2 separate regions of the Homo sapiens genome follow, and region 2 is linked to region 1. The links are chromatin loops, found by intact Hi-C in ENCODE. Cell type or tissue: K562. All regions are shown on one strand. Each heading gives the region's core, and the rest is flanking DNA. Links, peaks and the distances in the headings are about the cores only.

What was found. A loop is a pair of places that touch in the nucleus more often than their neighbours do. Peaks named below come from ENCODE experiments on the same cell type or tissue, not always from the same donor. Only the 100,000 strongest peaks of a DNase experiment are listed, where the experiment ranks them.
Region 2: it touches region 1 in a loop (2.2-fold over the local background); 1 of 110 quality-filtered maps calls a loop at or near these places.

The regions. Positions count from the first base shown.
Region 1 is chr5:164,356,568-164,361,959 of GRCh38, reverse strand. The region is part of intron 2 of LINC03000 (long intergenic non-protein coding RNA 3000); the gene reads right to left. Among named protein-coding and RNA genes, the nearest start is that of LINC03000, 63 kb to the right of the region's middle. In K562, for the core only: no CTCF peak of the experiment used is centred there; DNase peaks (open chromatin) are centred at 1,139 and 2,899; H3K4me3 peaks cover 1,932 bases.
Region 2 is chr5:164,294,695-164,300,086 of GRCh38, reverse strand. It overlaps LINC03000 (long intergenic non-protein coding RNA 3000), which reads right to left and starts at 3,382. Exons shown (of 5, transcript XR_001742489.2): 1 at 2,891-3,382. In K562, for the core only: no CTCF peak of the experiment used is centred there; no DNase peak of the experiment used is centred there.

The sequences.
Region 1 (5,392 bases), core at 220-5,219:
GACTTTAATGAAAATTTGAACTCATAATTAATTGGATCGGGGTCTCAAGTCTCTTACAATAAAATCATCTGTGATTTCAGACACTGAAATTTCAGACCTGTCCCTAATCTATCATGACTGAGATTTCCCCTAGACCCCAAAGAGATTTTCTGGAAATTTCAGTGGAAGTGCCCTAAAAATATATGAATTTATCAAAATTGATTTTATTTCTTTGTTGTGTTTGCATTTATTTTTCCTTTTGGGGGGTATATTTTCATAAAGGTGTTATTATAATTACAAATTTATTTTGAAAAACTTAATTTTTAAAATGAGAAAAGCTAGATACAGCTAAAAATACCAGTGGCTAATATTGAAAATATAAGAAAACATTAACATATGAGTTCAAATGTATTCTCTATTAATTCATTTTTGCCTGTATAAATATTACAAAAAACATATATTGGAATGTAAGGTTTCAAATTGTTTCATTAGTTTAAAAAAGGAAGGAAAAAGCTGTGAGAATATTTAGGAAACAATGCTCAAAAGGTCCTGTCAAAATTCACTAATAAGTTTTCCTTTTTCGAAGCTTCAACTTCTCTGACAACTTCTCTCTTTCTCCTGTTTTTTCTTCCTCATCACTCCAATTTTTCTGCATGTTACTGATTTTTTTTTCTTAGAATTATACTATCAGCCCCCTTTTCTTCCAGCCCCACTTTATTCCATCTTTCCTATGGCTCCAATTAATTGTATATATTTCCAGATCTTTATCTGTAGCCATTATTATTTTCTTGAGCTACAGTCCTTGTATTAATATAGAAATATTACACCAGTTTCCTCTAGAGACCAAAGTCCCCCCTCCTCAAATGAAATCCTTTCAAGTGAGACTTGTTTCTTTTGTTTAACATACTGCACCCCAAAATAGCTGAAGTCTGGCTAATACAACATTGTTTATAGTACAGGTAACACTACATTTAAAATGTGAGAATATGAATTTTTTGCTATAGATTATAAACCGACGAGTTTGCTATTTGTGCCTGGGAAGATAGACCACTCTAAGAGATAAGACTGGATCCAGAGGCTTCCTGAAAGACAGGATCCAGTGGTTTTCTATTCAGGGAAGTTGGCTGCAGTAGGAGATACTGTCACCCTAATGCAACAGTTGTGCTCATTGTGACTCACAGAAAGTCCATTACTCTCCTGACCGGAAGAAAGAAGGACTCAAAAGCATCTGGCCACACTTCCACCTTCCACTGCCATTGTATTACGTTCTACTATTGGTTTCAGCCATTCAGTTTGGCATATGAATAACTGGAATCCTTTCTTCTCTATGAAAGAAAGGCAGGGGCATTACAGCTTGTTTATGTTTGACTCATATGTAAAGAGCATATAAAAGCCCACTGATGGAAGGGGAAAAAAAAGAACTTACTTCCACTTCTATTTCTAAAACTAGAAATTTAGTCCTTAATGAAACCAATATTATCCCCCAATGCCACCTACATCCTGTAGATGTCCATCTGGTGGTCCTGCAAGCTCTGAACCTCTGCTCTTTCAAACCTATGCTTGTCTTACAACTACAAGCTTGTTCCTCTGCTGCTCCTTGTTGCTGGCATCACATTCATTTCATTCCACTCATAAACTTTGAAGATAGCTTTGACTCCTTTCCCTCTGCCCTTGTATATCTGATCAGTTACCAATTTGGTGGATATCTTAAACCCATTTCCAATGACTGCCTAAGTCCAGGTATTCATCGTCTCTCACTATCCTAAATGGTCTACTCTTAGCGTTTCTCTGCATCTTCCCAGTGGTTCTCCAAACACAGTGCCACAACCAGCAGTATCGGAAATAGACAGAAACTTATCAGAAACTTAGTGGGCTACATACCAGACTAAATGAATCAGAAACTCTGGGGAACAGAGACCAGCCTTTTTTGTTTTAACAAGCCTCTAAATAATTCTGGTGTACACTGAAGTTTGAGAACCACTGGAATAGAGTTGATTTTTTTAAAACACAGATCATATATTATAAATTGCTTGGTCAAAATATTCAGTGACATGCACAGACTCCTGATCTGACCAGACAACAGCATTTCACCATCATCTTTTTCTCATTCTGTAGACCCTGAATTTTAGCCACACAAATTTCCTTATGGCCATTTTACATGAAACCTCAGATTTAGGGAGATTAAGCAACTTGACCAAGAATAAAGAGTCAGCAAATAACAGAGACATCTTATCCTCTTTTCACCAAGCAGTAGTAGTCAATTATTTGCTGGTTGGTTTGCTGATTTGTTCGTTTGTTTGTTTGTTTTGCACAGAGTGTAGATGAATGGATGGAGGAGTGAACATAATAATTACTGGTCTAATCACCAAAATTCTAAAGAAATAATGGGTGTATCTTCATCTGTTTTCTGTTGCTATAACTGAACACTACAGACTAGGTAATTTATAAAGAATAAAAGTTTATTTTGCTCACAGTTTGGGAAGCTGGGAAGTCCAAGAGCATGGTGCTGGCATCTGGTGAGGACAGAGCAGAAGGCACAATATAGCAAGAAGGTAAGAGCTTGTGTGATAGCTCAAGCCTCTTCCTCTTCTTAAAGCCACTAGTCCCATCAAGGGGACCCCAGTTTGATGACCTTGTATAATCCTGATTACCTTCCAAAGTCCTCAGCTCCAAACATCATCAACATATACATTTGGGGATTCAGTTTTCAATGTGTGAAATTTGGGTGACATATTCAAACCACAGCATTCCACTCTGGTCCTCCAAATTTATGTCCTTCTCACACGCAAAATACTTTCATTCTATCTCAATAGCCTCACAGTCTGAACTAATTTTAGCACCAACTCAAAAGTTTAAAGTCCAGAGTCTCATCTAAACAGATATGAGTGAGACTCAGGGCATGACTCAGCCCACGGCAAGTTCCCTCCAGCTGTGAGTCTGTGAAGTCAAAATAAGTTATCTACTGCTAAAATACAATGCTGGGACTGGCATAGGACAGACACTTCCATTCCAAAAGAAAGGAGTAGGCAAGGAGGGAGGAGTAGCAAGTAACAGGCCTCAAGTAAGTCCAAAACCCAATGGGGAATATCACATTTAGTCTTAAAGCTGGAGAATAATTTTTGACTCCATGTGCTGTCTCCTGGACACATTGGGGTGAAAGTTAGATTCCCAGGGCCTCAGCAGCCCTGCCCCTATGGCAGTACAGAGATCAGTCCATGTGGCAGTTCTCACAGGTGGGAGTCTTGTGCGTGCACTTCTCTCAGGTTAGTGTGGCACTCTGGTAGCTCTACAGTTCTGGAGTCGTGTGGGTGGCCTTGCCTCTGTGGCTCCACTATGCATTGTCATAGTGGGGGCTGTTTGGGTGGCTTCATCTTTGACCCCATATTTCTAACCTGCATTGCCCTAGTAGTTCTGTGCAGTGGATCCACCCCTGTGACAGATCTCTGTCTGAGAGCCCAGGCTGTTTGTGATATGCTTTGAAATCTAGGTGGAGGAAACCATATCCCCACAGCTCCTGCATACTGTGTGGCTGCAGAATTGGCACTACATAGATGCTGCTAAAGTTTACAGCTTTTACCTTATGAAGTGGTAGGTTAAGCCACACCTGGGGCCTATCGAGGTCGGGAATCTGGGGGGCACCGAAGCAGAACACAGGGAGCAGAGTCCTCAGGTGGCTCTGGGCAATAAGCCTATGAATGCTTGCTTGTCAGTTCAGGCCTTTCTTCTCAAAGCCAGCAGTCCAATTATGGGGGCCCCACCCTGATAACCTTATCTAATTCTAGTTACCTCCGAAAGGCTCTACCTCCAAACATCATCAACATATGTATGCATTTGGGGATTAAGTCTGCAGCACACAAAATCTGGGGGACATATTCAAACAATAGCAGTATGAGTATGTTACTAAAGTTTTCTAAAATATTTAAAATAAATAAGATGATACATAGACCAAACGACAGTAACTTAATTAAATACAAGCTGGTATATACACAAGGTGTTTATCAATACCAGTATGCAGGGAAATCTCTAGCGATCTGACTCTGACCCCCTTTTCCAGCCCTGTGCTGTTGCATATTCTCATGAAGGATTTGGATAGGAGTATCGTCAGTAAATTGAACATATGCATAGATGATAAAAAGTTACAAGAGATATCCAATATGCAGAGCGAAAGAATTAACTTTGAAAAATCCCAACAAGACTGAAAAACCAAACCCCCCAAAACCCAGTGATTCCAATAATAAAGAACTTAATGGAAATGTATGTAGTCTGAAAAAAACACACATGTAGAAGGTTAAGATGGTGAAGAGCAGGCTTTGGGATCAGGCAGATTTAGATTTGCGCTCTATATTCTACTTACCTTCTTACATGAGTGATCTCTGGCATTTTACCTAATTTTCCTGAGCTCAACTTCCTCTTTTGTATAATAGGAAAATTGCTGTAACTACTTCTTAGAATTAGTGCTGTAACTACTTCTTAGAATAATGAATATGAAATTCTTAGCATAGATGGTAGAATATAGTTAAATATTAAATAAGTATTATTTATTATTTATTTTTATATGTCACACCAACTTTGCTAAATGGGGGGAACAAATACATCACATAAACTTCATAAAACAATCTATACATCTGAGAACCACATTATAAATGAAATATTAACAAACTGAATCTTATCCAGAGGTACTGAAAAAAAAAAAATAATTGGAAGATTTTTAAAAAGTCATAAGGAGGTGTTTAAGCAGGAAAAGAAACTCTTGAAGAATATGACTGAGTACTTCAAAATTCTAAGCCTTGCTTTATAAAGAAAGAGACCACAATGTACAATCTGTAATTACAAATAGAAGTTATGTGGAAATAGATTTCTGCTCAAAACAAGAAAGAACGTACAGACAGTCCAGTCCCCAACTTAGGATGGCTTGACTTAGGACTTTTCAACTTCATGATGATGCGAAAGTGAAACCGTACTTCAAATTTTGAATTCTGATCTTTTTCCCAAGCTAGTAATATGTGGTACAATACTCTCTTGCAATGCTGGGGAGTGGCAGTAAGCCACAGCTGTCAGTCAGCCCTGTGATCAGGAGGGTAAGCAGCTAGTATTCTATAGTGTATTCTGTTGCCGGCATTTTTTGGATATTTTGTGTTGTGTTTTCACATCCCATCATGTCTACTAAATGCCCAATTTTGACTTAGGATATTTTCAACTTACAATAGGTTTATCAGGACGTAGCTCTGTTGTAAGTTGAGAAGCTTCTATATTAACCGGTAGGTCTGCCTAGGAGAATTTCAGAGGTGGTTTAAGTTTTGTATAGGAGGAGTAATGTTCAAATAGAGGTGGGAGGTCACTTGCTGGGGTTATTAGAGAGATGATGGAAACAACAGATCAGCAGTTGAAAGAGAGGAAACCCTGTAACTGAAGG
Region 2 (5,392 bases), core at 142-5,141, 62 kb after region 1:
CGTGATTCCAGTGAAAGACTCACGTAATACCCCCAGAAATATAAAAATAAAATTCCTGTTGAAAATCAAGAAGAAACATTTCAGTAGACCAATACCACATCAATGAAAACAAAATCTATTTCAACAAATTATAAATAATTGATGCAGTATGCTTGCAGAGGACAGAGTTTATATCCCCTCAGATAGCAAGGAAATGAAATATTTTGTTTTTAACTTTTGTTACATCATCCAAAGCCTCAAAACTAACTTAACCAAATTCCACCTTAGCTAATACGTTCTGCATCACATGAAAACTCCCCCATGTCAAAAAGAGTATTACAATAACTATATTATCTAATCTGACATTACTAAAGATCCAGATAAGTTTACAACTTCTGATCTAGTTCAAACATAAAGTGACATTGAAAGAAAAGTTTTCCAAACTTTCTCTAGTAGAAAAGTTGAAATTCTAAAGAAATTGAGAGGAGGGACATATTCTTGCCAAAATATATCAGGTAATTGTTGAAAAAATACTTAAAAGTGTTATTAATGAGATGACTACTCCAATAATTTTTAAAAGGTTCTGTCTAAAACAGTTTACAACTCCAAGACCCTGAAAATCATAGTAATAATGAATTTACTCTTATAAGACATTTGTAAAGTTCTAACAGTTGGAAAAACTAGAAAGTTTGGAGAAACAAACATAATACTGAATGTTATAAATCATTAAACAATGCATATTGCTTTAATGTGTATAAATATAAAGTTAGTGCTTTTGTAGTATATCCAAGAAGAAAATCTAGAATATGTCTCTTTTTGGAGAAATGAGATGACTGGTCTGAACGATTTTTAGTAAGTAATTTTAAAACTAATGTTGAAAAGTTTCAAAACAAAGCACATATACTATTGTGTTGAGTATACGCATTCCTTAGGAAGAAAGGAAAACATATAAATCATATGAATAAAGAATATGAATATTAATAAACTTTGAAATAGTTTGTCAGTGACTTTTCTAACTTTATAACTTCAATAAATATTTCATGCAAGATACAATTTCAGTAATTGTATATTCAAATTTATTAACTAAGTAAAAAGAACATTTATTTTTGCACCTCATATGTGGCCACTGGGATTTCATTCATGTTGGATAAATACTATTCTTGATACCTTGTTTCCTTATCAGTCATAAAAGAAAGAGTATAGAGTTTATGTTTACTGAAAATATTCTTCCTTTTACAGACTGTAAAACTTCTCTTTTCTATTTTCATTCCCTTTCATCTTCTGAGTAATTTCGCATATTGACATATATTTCACATCAACATTTTCTTGCTTTTTTTTGGTGTACCCTAGGAGAGACTCTCAAATTAATTTTTTACATTCATGCCAGTTACTAACTTTCAAAAACTCCTAAAAAAAAGTCACTGTAGTAATAATTCATTCCTCCTTTAATTTTCACACCCTCAGTCAAATGAATATTTTACATACATTCCCCAAGGACTTAAACCTTTTGTAAGTGAAATTGGAAATGAAATAAGTCATGCACAAGAACAAGAATCACAAGTCTTCCAATGAATTATGTATTTTTAAATGCAAATGGTTCTATTTTCACAATACTTCACTGTTAAACATGTGCTCTGCTAGGAGCTGCTTTAATCTTATGCTACATATTTTATTGTATGTCAAAGTTAAAGCCATTAGCTATCCAAGGGTCAATCTAATGATGCCCAATTATCAGCAATTAAATAGTTCAGGTGTAGGAATTCAAATAGGAGCAGCTCTTATATAAAATACGGTTAATAGAAAGAACACCTCAGACACACATGGATAGAAAAATATATATATTAGATCGGGTAAATTTAAGCAAAAATGTCAAGGAAAGAAGACTTTATTATTAAATCTTCCTAGCTTTTAGCTTTGATCACAGACAACAATGTAATTTTACTTCCAAGTCATTGGGACCCTGAATGGGACAGCAGAATCAATCCAAGTTACAAGTGACTAATACTATGAGATGCTCTTATCAAAACAGAGCAGAGGAAAATTGTACAAGCCTCTTGATAATATTACTCCTATATCTCTATAGACATTCAACACATTATTAATATGTTTCTGTGATTACAGTTTTCCCAGCTATATCAACAACTCCGAGTGACCTCACCTGAAAGCTAATTTTATTTTGTAAAAACTGACAAGTGAAGATGGAGACCAGTTATAAAAACAAAGGTAATTTTGTAATTTTTATGTAAAGCAAACTCGAGACTCAATGATATCATACAGCATGTGAATTATCACCATCCTTGCATTTTCTCTTAGTCTTACAAATATTTCACATGTTCATGCTACCTATTGATGATATATGTATGTACACAAGATAACACCTTCTCAGTAAAGGCTAGAACAGCACATCTTTCTGACTGAGTAGATTACACCACATGGTAATGATGTGATCAAACTCCACAAGTTATGTGCCTCATCATTAGTTTCCCCAAACTATGAGGTTTAAAAAAAAAAAAAAAGCCACTAAACATATACACAGCACAGCACTGTAGCAAGAGAATAATTTTGGCTTATCCAAATGATAGTGAATAATTCAGTACATTTAGAAAAAAAAAATATATATATATATTATGAAATGCATCCCAGATCCCAGTTTAAGTTCAAGTTCCCAACTGTGAACTCAGAGCTCATGGAAATACAATTATGTAGATTCCTCTTAGCAAAGATTTAGTAGTGGTTCCTTCATTTAACAGCAGTTTTTTCTTAGTGAAATTATTTACTTGAAGAGAGGCTAATATGAAGGGAAAAAGGCAGTTCAACATAGACCAGGCACAATATAAAAAAAGTATTCATAGTTTAAAGTGTGTTAAAGTGTAATGATGTCACAAATAGACAAATCTTAACTGCGTCTTACCTGTAGTAGCAGAGTGTCTTGATACTGTTGAGTGTCGAAAAGATGCAAGTCTCTAAATTAGAAAACAAGGGGCTGTTTGCGCTCCCAGTTTCAGCACAGCCAGTGTTCTATGCGTAAGTAATAAATTGCCTCGTCAAAGTCGTCCCAGCCACGGTGTTCATAGGCAATAGTTAGAATCACTGCCCGAAGTCTTGCTTGATGCTGCTCCCACAGCCTCTGCCTTTGCACAGAGACCTAATGTAGGAGTGAGCCGGAGAACATCCTCTTCGCCCCCCTCTCTCCCCCTCCCTTTTGCGTGGTCTTTCTTCCTCTGTAGCTCACTCTCTCTCACGAATGGAGAGTTATCCTTTGGTTCATTCGGCAGTCAAAGAGGACAGGCTGGCAGGCAACAGTGCAGCTGCCCCCATGCTGAGGCACATGAATGTGTTGTGAATAAAGACAAAGCCCTGAACCAGTGCAGCACGTTACTCCCTGGAAAAGCGCTGCAATGATACTCTGCACTGCAACTCCTCAGGCAGGCAGGCAGGCAGGCAGGCAGGCAGAGCGGTGGACTGAATTTCCCTCGCTTTCCCTCCTAGGAACGTACATTATAAAGTTTGGCTCAGGACCTTGCTTCTCCTCTAAGGGACCACATTTTCTGTGGGTAAAAAATGTTTTATTAAATGTCTGGACACCCTGAACAAAACTATTTTAGATAGTTTTCTACTCTGCTAAACTTGGAGAACCTACCTCATTCCCAAGCTGTCGCCAAAGTAACTGAATTTTCTAACTTTGGAAGATAAAGATCAGGTATGTTAGGCCCCAGAAAAATGTTTTCATGGTAGGGGAAGATGAATTTCTCTAGTCTCAGTATTCCTGAGGGACTGAGTAGGGAGGGTTGGGGAGAGGTGAGCAAACAAACAAAAAGCATCCATATCTCACAGGTGCCAAAAATAGAAACTGAGATAAACTAAAGTGAAACTGATGAACGAGTCTGAAAGAAGGTAAGTGCAAAGAATTGAACAGAGTGAATTAATGGTACTCACTGGTTTCCTATAGCTATCATTCAGTTTTGATAACAAAAAATCATCCTACTTATATACATCATGTTTTGCTGTGGCTTTTGCAAGTATTAATAGACAAATAAACGTAGGCTAATATATACCACATATTTAAGAAAGATTTAGCAGATAATGGCCTACAGGTATTTGCATAAAGAGAGTCAGAAGTTGTTTTCATGCTAACAAAACTACAGGTGGTTACTAAACTATGGATACAGAACTTTGAGATGCACACTCTCAAATACTGGTCCTAATCAATGTATACTGTAACGATGAGACTTTTAAAGCACAATCATATAATGTAGGCAACAGTATTTGGTAAAATAATTAAGTATAAGTTAGGATGAGACTTTTCCATGAATGCCAAAACACCTGAAGTAAATAGTTGCTAGACTAAAATATAACTTTATTTCTATCCCTGATGAAAATGAAGTCTGCAGCTAAGTGTTCCAGGGCTAGATATGAGCTCCATGATATCAGGAACTAGGCTCCTTGTTGCTCCACCATTAGCAACACACTCCAAGATAGTATCTCAAGCTTTAGCCACTAAATTGGTATTCAAACTTCAGGAGCTGAGAAGAATGAGGACAATATGTTCCCTATTTAAGGACATACCTTGGAAGTTGAACATGACATGTTTTTGACTAGAAATTAACCATATGGCCAGAGCTTACTGCAAATGAGACTGGAAGACTGGAAAATAGAGTGTCTATGTGAAATGGCCATGTATATGGCTAAAAACCTGAAGAGCCTTTTACTTAAAAAGAAGAAAACAAGGGAATATGGGGGAAATAATAGTGTCTGCCATAGTAAGATTGATGGATATCGTAAGTGATATCACAGCATCCGTTTCACCTTTATTCCATTGCGAAGTACCGTGTAATTTAGGGAAATGATTTCATGTTGGGCAGCAGACCCTGTTGAGTCTAAGCCTATCATGGTAACAGCATCATACTTGGAAGTAATTGGTTAATAAACCCAGACCTGAACCAATTCGGGCATGATGTTCACTTGCTGATAGTCACTGGCTCAAGAACAGCATAGTTTCTTACACTGGCCCAGTGAAACGGAATGGAGGAAAAATTGTTCAGTGATGAATCAATGAGTTAGGGTCCAGTTTTAAGATGAATATGACAAATTGGAGACAAAGAAAGAAACTAGATATTTGAAGAAATCAATGTAGGTTTGGATTAAACAACTTTAGAGCCAACAGGAACTCAACTTCTAGTTATGCGCACCAATGTGTTACATCACTTTTTAAGTCACTTTGATATGCTTTTCTGTTAGTAACCAAAACATTCTTAATGTACATTAAAAAACACTGTTCTTTAGCATTTAGTATATAATTCCTTGTCCACAGTCCTAATATCACGTGTGAAACTCCACGGTTTGGCGATACGTATTTTTCTAAATTAAGAATAGGAAATATTAAGGGCATATTAAATTTCTACATATTCCAGAT